Linked DNA regions of Homo sapiens: region 1 is linked to region 2. The links are chromatin loops, found by intact Hi-C in ENCODE. Cell type or tissue: OCI-LY7. All regions are shown on one strand. Each heading gives the region's core, and the rest is flanking DNA. Links, peaks and the distances in the headings are about the cores only.

Evidence for each region. Peaks named below come from ENCODE experiments on the same cell type or tissue, not always from the same donor. Only the 100,000 strongest peaks of a DNase experiment are listed, where the experiment ranks them.
Region 1: it touches region 2 in a loop (2.5-fold over the local background); 1 of 110 quality-filtered maps calls a loop at or near these places.

The regions. Positions count from the first base shown.
Region 1 is chr12:32,210,342-32,218,753 of GRCh38, forward strand. It overlaps BICD1 (BICD cargo adaptor 1), which reads left to right. Exons shown (of 10, transcript NM_001714.4): 2 at 5,906-6,118. Among named protein-coding and RNA genes, the nearest start is that of BICD1-AS1, 110 kb to the left of the region's middle. In OCI-LY7, for the core only: no CTCF peak of the experiment used is centred there; a DNase peak (open chromatin) is centred at 4,530; H3K4me3 peaks cover 963 bases; H3K27ac peaks cover 4,662 bases.
Region 2 is chr12:32,297,473-32,305,732 of GRCh38, forward strand. BICD1 (BICD cargo adaptor 1) reads left to right here. Exons shown (of 10, transcript NM_001714.4): 4 at 8,225-8,260. Among named protein-coding and RNA genes, the nearest start is that of FGD4, 98 kb to the right of the region's middle. RefSeq lists a silencer at 1,095-1,266. In OCI-LY7, for the core only: CTCF peaks have their summits at 4,933, 5,134, 7,849 (motif pointing left) and 8,051; DNase peaks (open chromatin) are centred at 1,869, 4,149, 4,929 and 7,849; H3K4me3 peaks cover 1,423 bases; H3K27ac peaks cover 7,010 bases.

The sequences.
Region 1 (8,412 bases), core at 212-8,211, 87 kb before region 2:
AAATTCTGTGATCAAAGAGAACATTTTAAAGATAAAATGATATTAAATATACTAGTCAAAATTTTATTTCTTTTATCTTTTATATTATGAAGAATAATGGGTACGAAATTTCTGTTTATCAATTAACGTATCATCCTGAATATGAACACAGAAAATATCAATTTTCTTTGCATTAAGAAGTCATGTAAGTAGAAGGAGAAAACAAAGTACTTATTACATAGCTAACTGGACTTACAGTCACATCTAATTTAAAGCAAATTTGCTCCATGCAATGGAATATACTAAAAGTAATATTGTGCAATTATAGCTACAGACATGATAGGAAATCATAATACATTCTAAAAGTATATAGAAAAATGTCAGTTTACTTCAACTTATTTTAAACAAAAATTACCCATGAAATGATTGCAGTACCTAAAAAGAATTTGCAATCTGAACAAAATATAACTAGAAGCACGACTACCCTATATCTCCTATAAATACAGATTGAAGCTAGTTTTGTGATTTCAGCCAAAGATGCAGCTTCAGTAACCTTGAAAAACATTGTTTCCTTTCTATTGGGCCTGGCTTTGTCAGGAGATACTCAGGAGGTGATGGTGAAAGGAGGTACCTGGTGGAGCCAGACGAGTCGGGTAAATCAGCTTTAACAAGCAGCCAGATGATAGATGTCAGTTGGGTGTCATGCCCAATTCTAGTTGCTGACAATTAGGAATTAGATTAAAATAGGAGTGTTTTCTCCTTCACCCTCCCTTTCTTAAAAGCAGCCATTTTCTGAGTAGTGTTAGTTCTTAGTTCTCAGTGGATTTGCAAATGCAGATCATGAGGCACCTCTAGCTTGGGCAGGATTGGTGTTATTTTGCTATTTCAAGTAAAAAACATGATGGTTAGTGTCCTTGGATAACCTCATATACTTTCATTGTTTTTCAAATCAGGTCCAGTGAAGGGCCAAGTTCTTCATAAATATCATGGCTAATTTTGGAAACCCATATGTTCAGTTAAGGTTTCTGAAACTGGAATAAATATGAATGGAGGATTTATCAACATTTGGATATTTGCAATTTCAATTCTTGATTCTTTTTTGAAAATCTATTCTGGGTCTACATCTGAAATGTTTATCTCCTTTGGTGCTAGATCCAGAGTACAATTTTTGAAAACTTTAAATCAAGGGTGGAACAATAAATTCACTTGCTCTTAAGACTTTAGGGGTTGTTTTAGCTGCCAAGAGAGCATTGCCTGTGTGCTGCGAAAAATACGAGAGCCACAGAATGGCCAAATTATTGCTTTTACTCAGGCAGAGTGAAGAAAATGGCCCTGTGACAGACATTTCCAGTTTCCTGTACATAGAAATGGGGAAACAGTTGTGAAAAAAAAAAAAAAGCCAGCTGGGGTTCTTGACACACAGTTCATGCTAATTTTAAATTGTACTAATACTTGACTATATAGTGAGGGATCCTTTGCAGGATGATGATCTGTTGAAGACTCAGCAGGCCACTGTGGGGAGAGGGAGAGAGGCTGTCAGAACCTTCCCCTCCAGAGGCCTTTTAATGGATACTGAATTCAGAATTGACCTCACAGAATCTGATCATTACTGATGCAAGAGCAAAGTCAACATCATCTGCAAAGATAATTTCTCATCTATTCATGAGTACCTGTGCTTATCACCACATCTGGAAATCTGACTACTCAAATAAGAATTTCTGTCGAGAGACTGAACAAGCCAGGCACCAGGAATATTTTACTCTGTATGTACAGATGGACATCGATACTGGAATATTTCTGTCTCACTGATGCTTAGGGACCATCTTTTGATTTTGATCCGTGTCAAGATTCTAAGGCAGTTTAACTAAGACATGGGTTTTCAGTGTTTTTTTGTTTTTGTTTTTGTTTTAATTTCTGTTTCTGTGAGTGTAATTTAGGGAGGAGTACCAGCTTGTTTTTTATAAGTTGTTTCTTACAATGATTAACACATAATCTTTTCTGCCTTAAGGTTTATAACAAATGTGAAACTAAGTTTCACAGGTTAATTCCAGCCTAATCTTTTCATAGATGATAGCGTAGCCCAGAAGCAATATGCTGTGACATTTTATTTTATTTTATTTTTGAGACAGAGTCTTGCTTTGTTGCCCAGGCTGGAGTGCAGTGGCATGATCTCGGCTCACTGCAACCTCCATCTCCCAGATTCAAGTGATTCTCCTGCCTCAGCCACCCAAGTAGCTGGGATTACAGGCATGCACAAGCACGCCCAGCTAATCTTTGTATTTTAACAGAGACGGGGTTTTGCCACGTTGGCCAGACTGGTTTCGAACGCCTGACCTCAAGTGATCCACCACCTCAGCCTCCCAAAGTGCTGGGATTACAGGCGTGAGCCACCGTGTCCAGCCTACCGTGACATTTTAAATTTCAAAATGTAATAAAATCACAAGTTATGCCAGAAAGCCACCGTACTTCTCATTGAATATAGTATCTCCTTGGTGTTCATGTCCTTATGTTCTTATATAACTCTGTGTGCCAGTGTTTCACCAAATCTATCAACTCTTTTAAGGCAGAGACTACATTTATTTATTTTTTAACTTTTTGTTTGAAATAACAAAACTTTCTGATAACTTCAGACTTAGAAAAAAGTTGCCCCAAAATACTACACTGATTTTCATGTACCCTTGATACAGCTTCCCCAGATGTTACCATCTTACATAATCATAGTACAGTGAAGGAAACAGAAATTGACGTTGATACAATAGCATCACTAACTAACCTAAATAACTTATTTCAGTTTGCCGATTGTCCTACTAGTGTCCTTTTTAAAGTCCAGGATCCAATCTAGAATCCCATACAACACTTACTTGTCACGTCTTGTTAGTCTCATCTAGTCCGGAGGAGTCTTTCTATAATTTTCACGACTTAATACTTTTGAAGAGTCCCGACCAGTGATTTTGTACAATGTCCCCAGTTTGGGTTTGTCTGATGTTTTCTTAGGATAAGAATTAGCTTATGCATTTTTGACAACAATACCACTGAAGTGATGTTGTGCCCTTCCCAATGTTTTTTGTTGTTGTTGTTTTTGTTTTTGTTTTGGAGAAGGGGTCTCCATCTGTTGCCCTGCCTGGAGTGCAGTGGCACAATCTCAGCTCACTGCAACCTCCGTCTCTCGGGTTCAAGTGATTCTCCTGCCTCAGCCTCCCGTGTAGCTGGGACCACAGGCACACACCACCACGCCTGGCTAATTTTTGTATTTTTAGTACAGACAGGGTTTTGCCATGTTGGCCAGGCTGGTCTTGAACTCCTGACCTCAGATGATCTGTCTCCCACCTCTGTCTCCCAAAAAGCTGGGATTACAGATGTGAGCCACCGCACCCGGCCCCCAGTGTATTATATGAGAGGGTACATGATGTCAGTATGTCTCATTGCTGTTGATCTAAGTTTTGGTCACTTAGATAATGTGGTGTCTACCAGGTTTCTCCACTGCAAAGTTACTGTTCTTCCCATTAGAATTAATAAGTACTTTGTGGGGAGATGCTTTAAGACTCTGCAAACATCCTGTTTCTCATCATACTTTTGCCCATTAATTTTAGATACTATTGATGATTCTTACCTGTAACAGTTATTAGTGTTTGCTAAATGCTGATATATTTTATTTCCATCATTCCTTCTATATTATTGTAATTCTACTGTAAGGAAGAGCTGTTCTTTCTTCTGCTATTTATTGATTTATTATGTTAATGTGGATATATAATTAGTTACTATAATTTTTTTCTCAAAATATCTCAGATTTGGCCATTGGAAGCCCCTTCAGACAGGCTCCTGTCTCCTTTTGACATATCCTCATTATCTTTTAAATGCATGTTGTAACTCTGGCATCACAAGATGTGTCTGGCTTATTTTGCTCCAGCCCTAGAATCAGTAACTTCTCCAAAGACCCTAGTTCTTTTTACTGTAGACTGGTATTTAGAAACAAAATCTGGGTGCTGGATATGCTCATTGCTACTGGTATATCATTGCTTCTAGGCCCTCTCAGCTTACAGTGCTAGGAAATAATGTGTCTGTATATCCAGACACATGTTTCTCTCTCCCTCTCTCTCCATATCTATATGCCTATGACTATCTACCTATTAAAAACAATAAGTTTATCTACTTATTAATACTTCCACTTACAATTCAATACCACTAGTTTCCTTTTAGATATCTCTTTCCTTACTCGTGGCTTTTTCTCCAACAGTTAGAAACCTGGCATTCATTATCTACAATATATTTACTTATTTGCTCAACCCTAGTATATATGTAAAGAAGTTTCAGAACTGTGATTTCCATAATCTCTATGAGAAACAAGTTTACCAACAAGACTATATAGCATCCAGGTGCAGTCCTTTTTGTCTTTAGTCTTAAGGTATATAATAAAAGTACTGGTTTCCAAAATTAGGTTAGATATTTTCTTTCTTACCTCTTTCATGGTGGCTGTTGTTTTTTACTTGTAATACAGCTAGGTTCTTTTGTTACTGTTCGTGTTCCATTTTGGGTTCCCCCAACACCGAGAGGTTGGTTTTAATTATTCTTTATTAGGGGGATGTGAAACATGATTATTGTTCTCAGAGTCAGAACTCTGTGAAAAGGGGCCGGTCGTGGTGGCTCATGCCTGTAATCCCAGCACTCTGGGAGGCCAAGGTGGTTGAATCACTTGAGGTCAGGAGTTTGAGACCAGCCTGGCCAACAAGGTGAAACCCCTTCTCTACTAAAAGGACAAAAATTAGCTGGGCATGGTGATGGGCGTCTGTAATCCCAGCTACATGGGAGGCTGAAGTAGGAGAATTGCTTGAACCCAGGAGGCAGAGGTTGCAGTGAGCCGAGATCATACCACTGCATTCTATCCTGGGTGGCAAGCTAGACTCCATCTCAAAAAGAAAAAAGAACCATGTGAAAAGGCATTTCAGAAAAGTGTCATTCCACCTCATCCCTTCTGTCACGTTTCAGTCTCCCATTCTTCCCATCTACCCCGTAAGTGACCAGTTTAGTTTCTACTTTTTTCTTCTGTATTTCTTTTTGCACAAATAAACAGGCACATATATGTTTTCTTATACAGAGATGATATTCAGTGTCTTTTTTTGTGTGGTACTGGGCAATTTAAATGCTGTTTGGTAATTTTAACTCTTAAGGATACTGTTTATAATTGATCTGTCCTTAATGCCAATGTATTAGAAAGCACACTAAATGATTGTTTTCTTTTTTGTAAAATATTTGTGAGATTTTTTAAAAAATGAAGGTGACATGAATTTTGATGGGCTTATTAACACTGAACTATTTCTTGATAAGAGTTGTCTAAAAAAATGAGAACATATGCCAGGCGCGGTGGCTTATGCCTGTAATCCCAGAACTTTGGGAGGCTGAGACGGGCGGATCACAAGGTCAGGGGATCGAAACCATCCTGGCTAACAAGGTGAAACCCCGTCTCTACTAAAAATACAAAAAAAAAAATTAGCCGGGCGTGTTGGTGGGCACCTGTAGTCCCAGCTACTCGGGAGGCTGAGGCAGGAGAATGGCGTGAACCCGGGAGGCGGAGCTTGCAGTGATCCGAGATTGCACCACTGCCCTCCAGCCTGGGCGACAGAGCGAGACTCCGTCTCAAAAAAAAAAAAAAAAAAAAAAGGAGAACATAAAGCAAGTAACAATGTTTTTCAAGTTTTCTTTAATGCATTACATCTTTTTTTCACAAGATATTTTAAAATTTTATTTTTCCTTATTAAGCGAATTGAATTATTTCAAGCATCAGTGAGAGCTGCTAGACTGTTATATTTCGGGGGTCTTGCAGGGTAGCTTTTCTTACACATATAAGCAGAAGAAAACATTTTCCCAAGTCTTAAAAGAGGGTTATGATGCATTTCATTGTGTACTCTTTTTCTTCCCATATACTCTGCAGGCATTTGGGCAGTCCTTCTCCATCCACCGGAAGGTTGCTGAAGATGGAGAGACTCGGGAGGAAACGCTTCTGCAGGAGTCAGCATCGAAGGAGGCTTACTATCTGGGGAAGATCTTGGAGATGCAGAACGAGCTGAAACAGAGCCGGGCTGTGGTCACTAATGTACAGGCAGAAAACGAGAGGCTCACCGCAGTCGTGCAGGATCTGAAGGAGGTAAATAAACAAATTCCCTATGAGAGATTTGTGAGAGGGAGAAATAAGAAAGTTCTCTCCATAGCAGAGAGGAATAACACTTTTGTTTTAATCAGAGGAGCTGTATTAAGCACGAAACTACTAATACTGAGCTAGCAACTTTTCTTTTTTAGTGAAATGATAGCTAGCTTGTTCTGAGATGAGCTTTTCTCTCTTTTATTGTTTCTTGAAAATTAAGTTTTGTATGTATTGCGGACTTCGGAATTGGCCTTACTATTTCTGCAAAGGTATTTTAAAAATACAGTGACCTTAGCACTTCCTCCCTGCATTAGCTGGTTTAATACAATGTGGAGAAGAACGGTTGGCTGTAATGCTCTGTATCTGCCTGATTTCCAGCTGACAGTGGTGTTGGCTCAGGACACTGCTCATAGGGAATGACAGCCTAGGCGAGTGTCCTGAGAAGTCTTTGAGTCTGGTGATGCAGATCCCCAAAGGATTTTTCTGGTTATAGAGAAGGCAGCAAATTATGGCTGGTATGAATTAGGTCAGGGAGTCTCTCTTGCTCTGTGAGTGTTGAGCATCCACCAAACTCAGTATTCCTTGTTAGCTTTTCCAAGGCAGCATCACCTGCCATATCATTTTCAAACTGGCAGAGTCATCCTTTAGTGGAGGGGTGATGTTGGAAACAGAGATAGCCAAAAGTAGCTTCATCCATCAAACCCCTGTAAGAACATTTTTGGAAGCTATATTCAATCATTCACTCCGTATTTTGATATGAAAGCTATAGAAGAGACGCAGACGTCCTCTAACTCCTACACCAATGCAGTGATCATTGACAGGTCCACAACCAAGTGGGCTCACTAGTTGAGCATTTTAGTGATAGAAATATGTAGGATGAAAATATTCTTCAATATTGTAAAGTATAAGACAAGCAATCCACATTTGAAATAAGTGACATATTACAAATAGGGCTTCACTATTATAAGATATAAGTTGTCCAGAATTTATTGGAATTTTCTAGATAATTTACGTTTACACATGTCCATATTACAATGAACTAAATGAATACTGACAGCAAGGTCACTTATGAGATAAGGTTTACTTATCTCGTTATCTTTGGATATGCCCAAATATAGCAATATGACTTGTGAAGACAGAGAAAGGATCTAATGAAGTGGAAGTTAGTGTTGAGTACTAAGAAGAAGATGAGACAGTTTTCAGGATACCAGGACCTCCTCATTTCCCTCCAACGTGAACAACTGTTAAAAACAGAGCTACTCTCTGGTTCCTTCTTTCTGAGACAGGGTGTCACTCTATTGCCCAATCTGGAGTGCAGTGGCACAATCCAGCATCCATTGCAGAAGTGGACAGAGGGTCATGTGGAGCCAAAGCCCACCATTCTGGATTAAGGAAGTCACCAAACATTTGCAGGGAGCAACCTCAGCAGCCGTGAGCAGCAGGGTCATGTGCAAGTTGGCAGAGAGGATGTGGCATGGGCAACGTGAGGACCGTGTGCACACGCATGCAGGTGGTTTATGGAGAAGAATGTGACCAATGAGTCGAGTATTCTTGATGGCCAGTTGGATGGATCCTCTGAAAGCTGCAATCCCCATTGTGTGTAGCAGCTGCAGCTGAGCCAAGAACAGCCAAGGTTGAGGATGGGGCAGGGAATCCACAGATGCTTTTCTGTGTGAGTCAACGTGGTGATGATTAATGGAGCATCCTCACTTACACAGCCACGCTTGAAGGCAGTTCCAATGAGTAGATTTATGATGCATGGCAGAAGTTAATTAATTAAGCATGAAGTTACAAGTTAGGAATGAATGGAGGCAGCAAAAGAAAAAAAATTTGAGGGGCCTTTCATTCAGATCAGTTCTCAAACTTGAAGGAGCATCTGAATCACCTGGAGAACTCATCAGACCATGAACACGGGGCCCCCTCGCAGAGATTCTGATTCAGTAGATCGAGGTAGGACCCAATAATTTGCATTTCTAACAAGTTCCCAGGTGATGTGGGGGCTGCTGCTCTGGAAACCACATATTAAGAACCACTAATTTAGATTTTTTGGCCTGCCCAAAGCTGAGGAAGGCTCACAATTGGGACATTGCTATAAGCACCATGATCTCCTGAATAAATCAATTGGTTGTGATTCTTCAATTTTTATGCATTTTACATAGTAGATTTGCAGTAAGAGAATAACTTGTTATATCCACATTTAGGTATTTTTGATCTAAAACAGCTTGAGGCACTTTAGCCTATGAATGTGTTTATTCAGATTTGTCAGGTAACTAAAAGAAAAAAAAGATCTTGTGTTT
Region 2 (8,260 bases), core at 261-8,260:
GGCATGAGCCACCATGCCCGGCCCTAATTAATGAAGTGTTAAGTACAATATTGTATGTACAAATGCCACAGAGTTTTTTAAAGAGATGACAATGAGTAGCATTCGGTCACAAAATTGGACTGTGTTACTTTGTACTGAAGTTCCCAATACGTTGTATAGTCCTTCAGCCTGGTTTGATGTTTCTCTAAACAGCAAAGCTACTACCATTTTAAAATGCTTAGTTCAAAGAATTTTCCCTTCTGAAGTATTATTTTTCTTTTAGTTATTTATTATTTTCTAAGTACAGTGTAATTATTGTTTAAAAAACACCTCTTACTTTCTATAAAGAGTCTATTTACATTCCATTTCCTTCCATTAACATATAGCACCTACGATAGAGCCTGATCCACAGTAGATATTAAATAAATACTTGTTGAAAGAATAAGAAAACTGGCCAGGCACGGTGGCTCATGCCTGTAATCTCAGCACTTTGGGAGGCTGAGGAGGATCACTTGAGTCCAAAAGTTTGAGACCAGCCTGGGCAACATAGGGAGACCTCATCTCTACCAACAACAAAAAAAATTAACCAAGTGTGATGATGCACACCTGTGGTTCCAGCTACTTGGGAGGCTGAGATGGAAGGATTACTTGAGCCTGGGAGGCTGAGGCTGCAGTGAGCTGTGATCACACCTCTGTACTCCAGCCTGAGCGATAGAGTGAGACCCTGTCTCAAAAAAAAAAAATGGGAAAAAAAAAAGCAACAATTCAGTCACACTTCTAATATGAAACATTTCCTCCAATGTCAGGTAATAATATATAAGAATATCACCCTGGGTGCAATGGCTGATGCCTGGAATCCCAGCACTTTGGGAGGCCGAGGTGGGCGGATCGCGAGGTCAGGAGTTCGAGATCAGTCTGGCCAACATAGTGAAACCCTGTCTCTACTAAAAATATAAAAAAGAAATTAGCCGGGCGTGGTGACAGGTGCCTGTAGTCCTAGCTACTCAGGAGGCTGAGGCAGGAGAATCGCTTGAACCCAGGAGGCGGAGGTTGCAGTGAGCCGAGATCACGCCACTGCACTGCAGCCTGGGTGACACAGTGAGACTCCGATCCACCTCAAAAAAAAAAAAAAAAAGAGGCTGGGCATGGTGGCTCATGCCTGTAATCCCAGCACTTGGGGAGGCCGAGGCGGGCAGATCACCTGAGGTCTGGAGTTCGAGACCAGCCTGACCAACATAGAGAAACCCCGTCTCTACTAAAAATACAAAATTAGCCGGGCGTGGTGGCACATGCCTGTAATCCCAGCTACTAGGGAGGCTGAGGCAGGAGAATCGCTTGAACCTGGGAGGCAGAGATTGCAGTGAGCCGAGATCATGCCATTGCACTCCAGCCTGGGCAACAAGAGTGAAACTCCATCTCAAAAAAAAAAAAAAAAAAAGAATATCATAAGGTAATATCATAAAAGACCTAGGAAATGTATTCAGTTGTTTTATTTCATTTAACCGGTATTTCAGGGGTATCTCTCTATGAGATCATGTACTTTTTAGAGACAAAAGATACAGTCACTGGCTCAAAGAGCTTGTAGTCCCAATAGGGACTCCTAGCAATTTGTGTAAATGAATATTAAAGCCACATGTTAGGTTTGGCAACACAGGGATAGATTAAGATCTTTAGAGTTCCTAAGCTCTGAAAGGATTATGATATCTAACCTTGACCGTCATGTAGTTAAAAATAAAGTTATTAAACTATGAAGTTGCCATAAGGAATCCTAATAAAGCACTTATTTTTCCTATGGTGACTGCTTTGATGTTGTCTTTAAAATATCAAACACCAGTTTTTAAGCACCTTCTTGTTCCGTTTCTTGCTTCCTCTGCTTTGCTGGGGCTCTAATCACATGGTGCAGCCTTACAACAACGGCACAGAAAGGAGTGATGAGTTTGCCTCAGTGGGCACCAAAGACTTCAGTTAGGATGAGATTCTTAACTTAGGTGTTAAAAGAGGAATAAGAGTTTTCCAGATGACAGCCTTTTCCCAGGCGGAGAAACATGAAACAGCTGGGTGAATAGTAGGAGCTTGTACCACATTTGAGTGAGTGGTGTGAGTGAAGCTGCCCAGACAGAAAGAGATCAGGGCCAGGCACGGTGGCTCACACCTGTAATCCCAACACTTTAGGAGGCCAAGTCACGAGGATCACTTGAGTTTGAAACCAGCTTGGGCAACATAGTGAGACCTCGTCTCTACAAAAAAACAATTTAAAAAATGAGGCGAGAGGATGACTTGAGTCCAGGAGGTTGAGGCTCCAATGAGCCATGATTGTGCCACTGGACTCCTGCCTGGGTGACATAGCAAGAGATCGGGTCTTACAGGAAGTCTAGGCCATCAATTGAATAAATACTACTGAATTTTAAACTCTGCAGTGCAAACTAAATTAATGTCTTCAAGTCAAGACCAGAGTTAGCAAACTTTTTCTGTGAAGGGCCAGATAGTAAGTATCTTAGGTTTCATAGGTCACATGATCTCTCTTGCGACTACCCAGCTCTGCTCTGGTAGAAGCAGCCATAGACAACATGTAAACAAATACATGGGAGTGTGTTCCAATAGAACTGTCTACACGAAAATAGGTGGTGGGCTGGATTTGCTCCGGAGGACATACTATTTTTTTTTTTTTGAGACAGAGGCTCGCTCTGTCGCCCAGGCTGGAGTGCAATGGTGCGATCTCAGCTCACTGCAAGCTCTGCCTCCCGGGTTCACGCCATTCTCCTGCCTCAGCCTCCCAAGTAGCTGGGACTACAGGCACCCGCCACCATGCCTGGCTAATTTTCTTGTATTTTTTAGTAGAGACGGTGTTTCACCGTGTTAGTCAGGATGATCTCGATCTCCTGACCTCATGATCCTCCTGCCTCGGCCTCCCAAAGTGCTGGGATTACAGGCATGAGCCACCGTGCCCAGCCAGGACATACTATTATTGGACAACCTCTGGTCTAGGCCATCAGTTTAACAAAGATTGCAGCAAAACAGGTCTACAATGCAAACTAAAGTAATGTCTGCAAATATAAGCTTATCACATAATCTGGGGCAGTCAGAGGGTTGGTTGAAATACTAGGAAAGGTTGGCAAGAGGTGTCCTATGTTGTCCAGGGAAAGAAAAGGAAAGGGTTGAGAGGAAGATGACTTTACAGTATTTTTTTTTTTTTTTTTTTTTTTTTTTTTGGAGACAGAGTCCAGCTCTTTTGCCCAGGCTGGAGTGCAGTGGAAGCAATCCTGGCTCACTGCAAGCTCTGCCTCCCGGGTTCACGCCATTCTCCTGCCTCAGCCTCCTGAGTAGCTGGGACTACAGGCACCCACCACCATGCCCAGCTAAATTTTTTTTTTTTGTATTTTTAGTAGAGACAGGGTTTCACTGTGTTAGCCAGTATGGTCTTGATCTCCTGACCTCATGATCCACCCACCCCAGCCTCCCAAAGTGCTGGGATTACAGGCGCGAGTCACTGCGCCCGGCCCAACTTTACAGTATTTAAGCAGGCCTGAAAGAAACCATGACACAAGGAAACACACTGCTGTCTGAAGCAATTTCCAAGTTGCCTTTCTTATAACCACACTGAGGGCAATCCTTGCTTCTCCTTTCATAAGGAGGTAAAGGCCCTTCTGATTTCCATACTCCTTCATCCCAAGTCACCTGCAAAGCAGTAAATCATGTTGAGCATGCGTTTCTGGATTCCTCTCTTCCTCCACACTTCATCCTCAGTTTCCCCCTGCTTCCTGGCTAACAAATTGAGATTCCTATAATCAGAGAATGAACCTTTCATTTCACTACCAGAGATAAAGTAAAAAATGCATGTTTTTGCTTGAAGTAACAACCTAGTTGAAATGCAGTCAGTCAGCAAGTATAAAGGAAAGGTGACTGGATGCTTTAGTGTGGGAAAGGTTGTTTGCTCGGTGGAAAAGGTTGGAGAGAGTCAGTCACAGGGCAGGAGCAGTGAACTCAAATGACCACAAGCAGCTTATAAATAGCATTAAGTACAAGATGTAAACAAAAAGTAGAGGCCGAGTGCAGTGGCTCACGCCTGTAATCCCAGCACTTCGGGAGGCTGAGGTGGAAGGATTGCTTCGGTCCAGGAGTTTGAGACCAGCCTGGGCAACATGGTACAAAACCTTGTCTCTACAAAAAGAAAAAAAAAGCCAAGCATGGAGGTATGCGCCTGCAATCCCAGCTACCCAGGAGGCTGAGGTGGGAGGATTGATTGAGACTGGGAGATCAAGGCTGTAGTGAGCTGTGATCAAGCCACTGTACTCTAGCCTGGGCAACAGAGCAAGACCCTGTCACAAACAAACAAACAAAAGAAAAAGTAGATGGAAAAGGAACAGCCAGTGCTCACTTACAGGTGATTTTTGTGCTCTGTGAAGGTGGGCCCAGTGTTGCCTGAATTATTTATTTATTTTTATTTACTTATTTTTAGACGGAGTCTTGCTCTGTCGCCCAGGCTGGAGTGCAGTGGCGCGATCTCGGCTCACTGCAACCTCTGCTTCCTGGGTTCACGCCATTCTCCTGCCTCAGCCTTCTGAGTAGCTGGGACTACATGCACCTGCCACCACGCCCCACTAATTTTTTGTATTTTTAGTAGAGACGGGGTTTCACTGTGTTAGCTAGGATGGTCTTGATCTCCTGACCTCGTGATCCGCCCGCCTCAGCCTCCCAAAGTGCTGGGATTACAGGCGTGAGCCACTGAGCCCAGCCCGAACTTTTGATTTTTTTAAAAAAGAAATCAGAAGTTTTCAAATGTTTGTGAAATCATCAGTTTTCTAAATATTGGCAATCAATTCCAAAAGTTTTATAACGTGTTACAAGCCAAATAAAGCACATCTATAGGCTCGATGGTCTATGGGCACCCCTTGTGATCTCTGCTTTAAATCATTTGATGTCTGAATTGGTGGAAGGGACACGGGAGCACACACCAGCCTGGGGAGCCCACTAGAGTACAGAATGCAAACTACAGGGACACATGCCTTTGAGCAGGTAGTAGATAGCCAGGGCCTGTCAAGTTATTAGGTGTCCCAGGCCAGGTAATAACTCCTTGGAGTTGTGAAAAGTATATTTCATTTCCATGCCATCATGTTTGTAACATGCTATTTATAGTGCCCAGTTATCATTTTTCCCAAAGTGCAATTTTTCTCCCATGAAGTACTCATAATCTTAAGTAATGTAGTTGATATGTAACCCAGAAACTCCTACTTGATTAGAAGACAGTTATTGGTAGTATGCCATTGATAGATTTGTTAATTTTTTGTTATATTTATTCAAATGCATATTCATGGTAGAACAATTAGCACTTTCTAGTTTTCATTCTAAATAATGGATATTATAAATAATGGTCTCCAATATTGACTCTTTTGAGTAATTCTATCAGGGACATGTTGAAATTCCAATGACCATTTTTTTTTTTTTTTTTGCCTTAGAGGCATCTTTTGTACATAATGTATTTCTTTTTTTTTTTTTTTCCCTCAAGACAGGGCCTCACTCTGCCACCCAGATTGGAGTGCAGTGACACCATCAGGGCTCACTGCAGCCTTGACCTCCCTGGGCCCGAGTGATCCTCCCACCTCATCCTCCCGAATAGCTGGGACTATAGGTGCACGCCACCACACCTGGCTAATTTTCTTATTTTTTGTAGAGAGAGGGTTTCATTATGTTGCCCAGGCTGGTCTCAAACTCCTGTGCTCAAGCAATTCACCGAGATTACAGGCCTGAGATTACAGGTGCTGAGATTACAGGCCTGAGCCACCGTGCCCAGTCCTCATAATGCATTTCACACACCATAGTGTGGTGAGCACATTCTTTCACTGAAATAACACTATCCATATTCACATATACAACTGGCATTGTTAGAAACATCTGCTATACATATGTCTTTATGAGTTGCATCCTATTAGAGCACCACAGTGTTTCGGTGACCAGTGAGTGCTGGTTTACCATCAGCTTTCATTGTTCCCTTCTGACGGTGTATTTCTCAGTTTTTTCCTGGGCCCAGTGCTGCCCAGAGTAAAGGCTACATTCTTCACTCCTCCTCGCAGCCAAATGGCATAAGACTAGTACCAGCCAATGATATATAACAAGTGATGTGGGTAACTTTTAATGTCCTTAAAGGGAGACAGTGTGCTCCTTATTTTGTGCCACCGCTTAGAACATGATCAAATGGCAAGCCACCTGAGATAGTATGGTCTAGACTAGAAGGCTGTACAACAACAGAGGAAGAGCCTGGCTCCTGGATGACCTCATGGAGCAGAGATTCCATGAGGAATCTCCTCCTGTCTACCTCCATACTGTTACATAAGAGAAAAACCTCTGGCTGGGCGTGGTGGCTCACGCCTGTAATCCCAGCACTTTGGGAGGCTGAGGTGGGTGGATCACAAGGTCAGGAGATTGAAATCATCCTAGCTAACATGGTGAAACCCTGTCTCTACTAAAAATACAAAAAAATTAGCCAGGCGTGGTGACGGGCACTTGTAGTCCCAGCTACTCAGGAGGCTGAGGCAGGAGAATGGCGTCAACCAGGAGGTAGAGCTTGCAGTGAGCCGAGATCACGCCACTGCACTCCAGCCTGGGCGACAGAGCGAGACTCCGTCTCAAAAAAAAAAAAATAGAAAAAGTTCCATCTTGACTAAGTCACTCTTGCTTAGGTGTCTGTTACATCAGCCAGGCTACATCCCAACTAAATCTCTACCCTAACCTTTGCGAGACAAACCATTGCATTGAGATTATATAAAGGGAAGTTGGGGGAGAAAGAGAAATATATGATGATGATACTGGTCAATGTTCCCTATTCTTCAGTTTTTAAAATATTTTTTAAAATTCAAGTTCAAACTAATATATATGCTAAAATAAATATGAAACTAAGCACATAGTTTGTATTAGCATCTAATATCATGATGACTTTATTTTACTTTTTCTACTTTATTTTTTCATTCTCCATAGTTCTTTATTCAGCAAATGCACATTGAACAGCAGAATTCTGTTTTAAACACCATGAAGGAACACTGAAGCACTATGAGGAGCAATGAGGTGGATAAAAAAGTACTTACTTTCTCTAAGGAGATTACAGTGTACTTGTGGAGATAAAATGTTTCTTAAAAGGTGGCATGTGATAAGTGCCATGGAAAGGATCCCAAGGAGGCATGTCGGCTCAGAGGAGACATCCCTGTCACCCGTGGGCCTTCATGACCAAGAGATTGTTTGAGGAGGTTTATTTTTATTGCATTTCAAAAGAATATTACCTCAATAACAACATATGGCCAGGTGCAGTGGCTCACACATATAATCCTAGCACTTTGGGAGGCCAAGGCCAGAGGATTGCTTGAGCCCAGGAGTTCAAGAGCAGCCTGGGCAATACAGTGAGACCGTCTCTACAAGAAATAAAAATAAAAAATAAAAAAAATAGCCAGGTATGGTGGCACATGCCTGTGATACTTGAGGAGCTGAAATGGGAAGATCACTTGAGCCCGGGAGGTTGAGGCTGCAGTGAGCCATGATCATACCATTGCACCCCAGTCTGGGCAACAGAGCGAGACCCTCTCTCAAAACAAACCAACCAACAAACAAACAAACAAAAGCAATGTAGGTATTTTTTGTTACTGGATAGTTTATGTAACTGTTCTTTCAGATTCTGTCTATCCTTTAAGCACATAACAATGATCTTTGCATTTTCATCTTACTCTCAAACATTTTACTGAGATTATGTTATTATAATCGTTAACAAATTTATCTCTGGGTATAAAAATTTCCTCATTATTAATAAGGAAATAAAACAAAGTAATGGTGATGATACAATCTTTTCTTAGATTGCAAATATTCTCATAAGTTATTACAAAAAATATTCCCTATTTATTGGGCAAACAGTGCCCCCTTTTGACCACTGGATCCTATGAAAGAAATCCTAAGACAATAGACTCTTCATCTCTGCTAAAAATTGAATTATATAGAGAGTTATATAGATGTATATTATTAGATCTAATTATATATAACATTTATGTTATATCACTATAATACCTAATTATATATTTTATATATGGTATATAATTTCTAAAGAAACTATCCTATATAACTTTAAGGATATATTGTGTGCTTTTTATTATTTATTTTTTAGACTCATGTTGTATTTTGTTAAGTGATTAGGTCCACTAGAGTGTTTAATGGCAGTTTTGTAAGATCCACATTTTAGTTTTATGAATCTTCTTTATCCTGTCTGATTCAGGTTGAATACGAAGGCTTAAAGCATGAGATTAAGCGA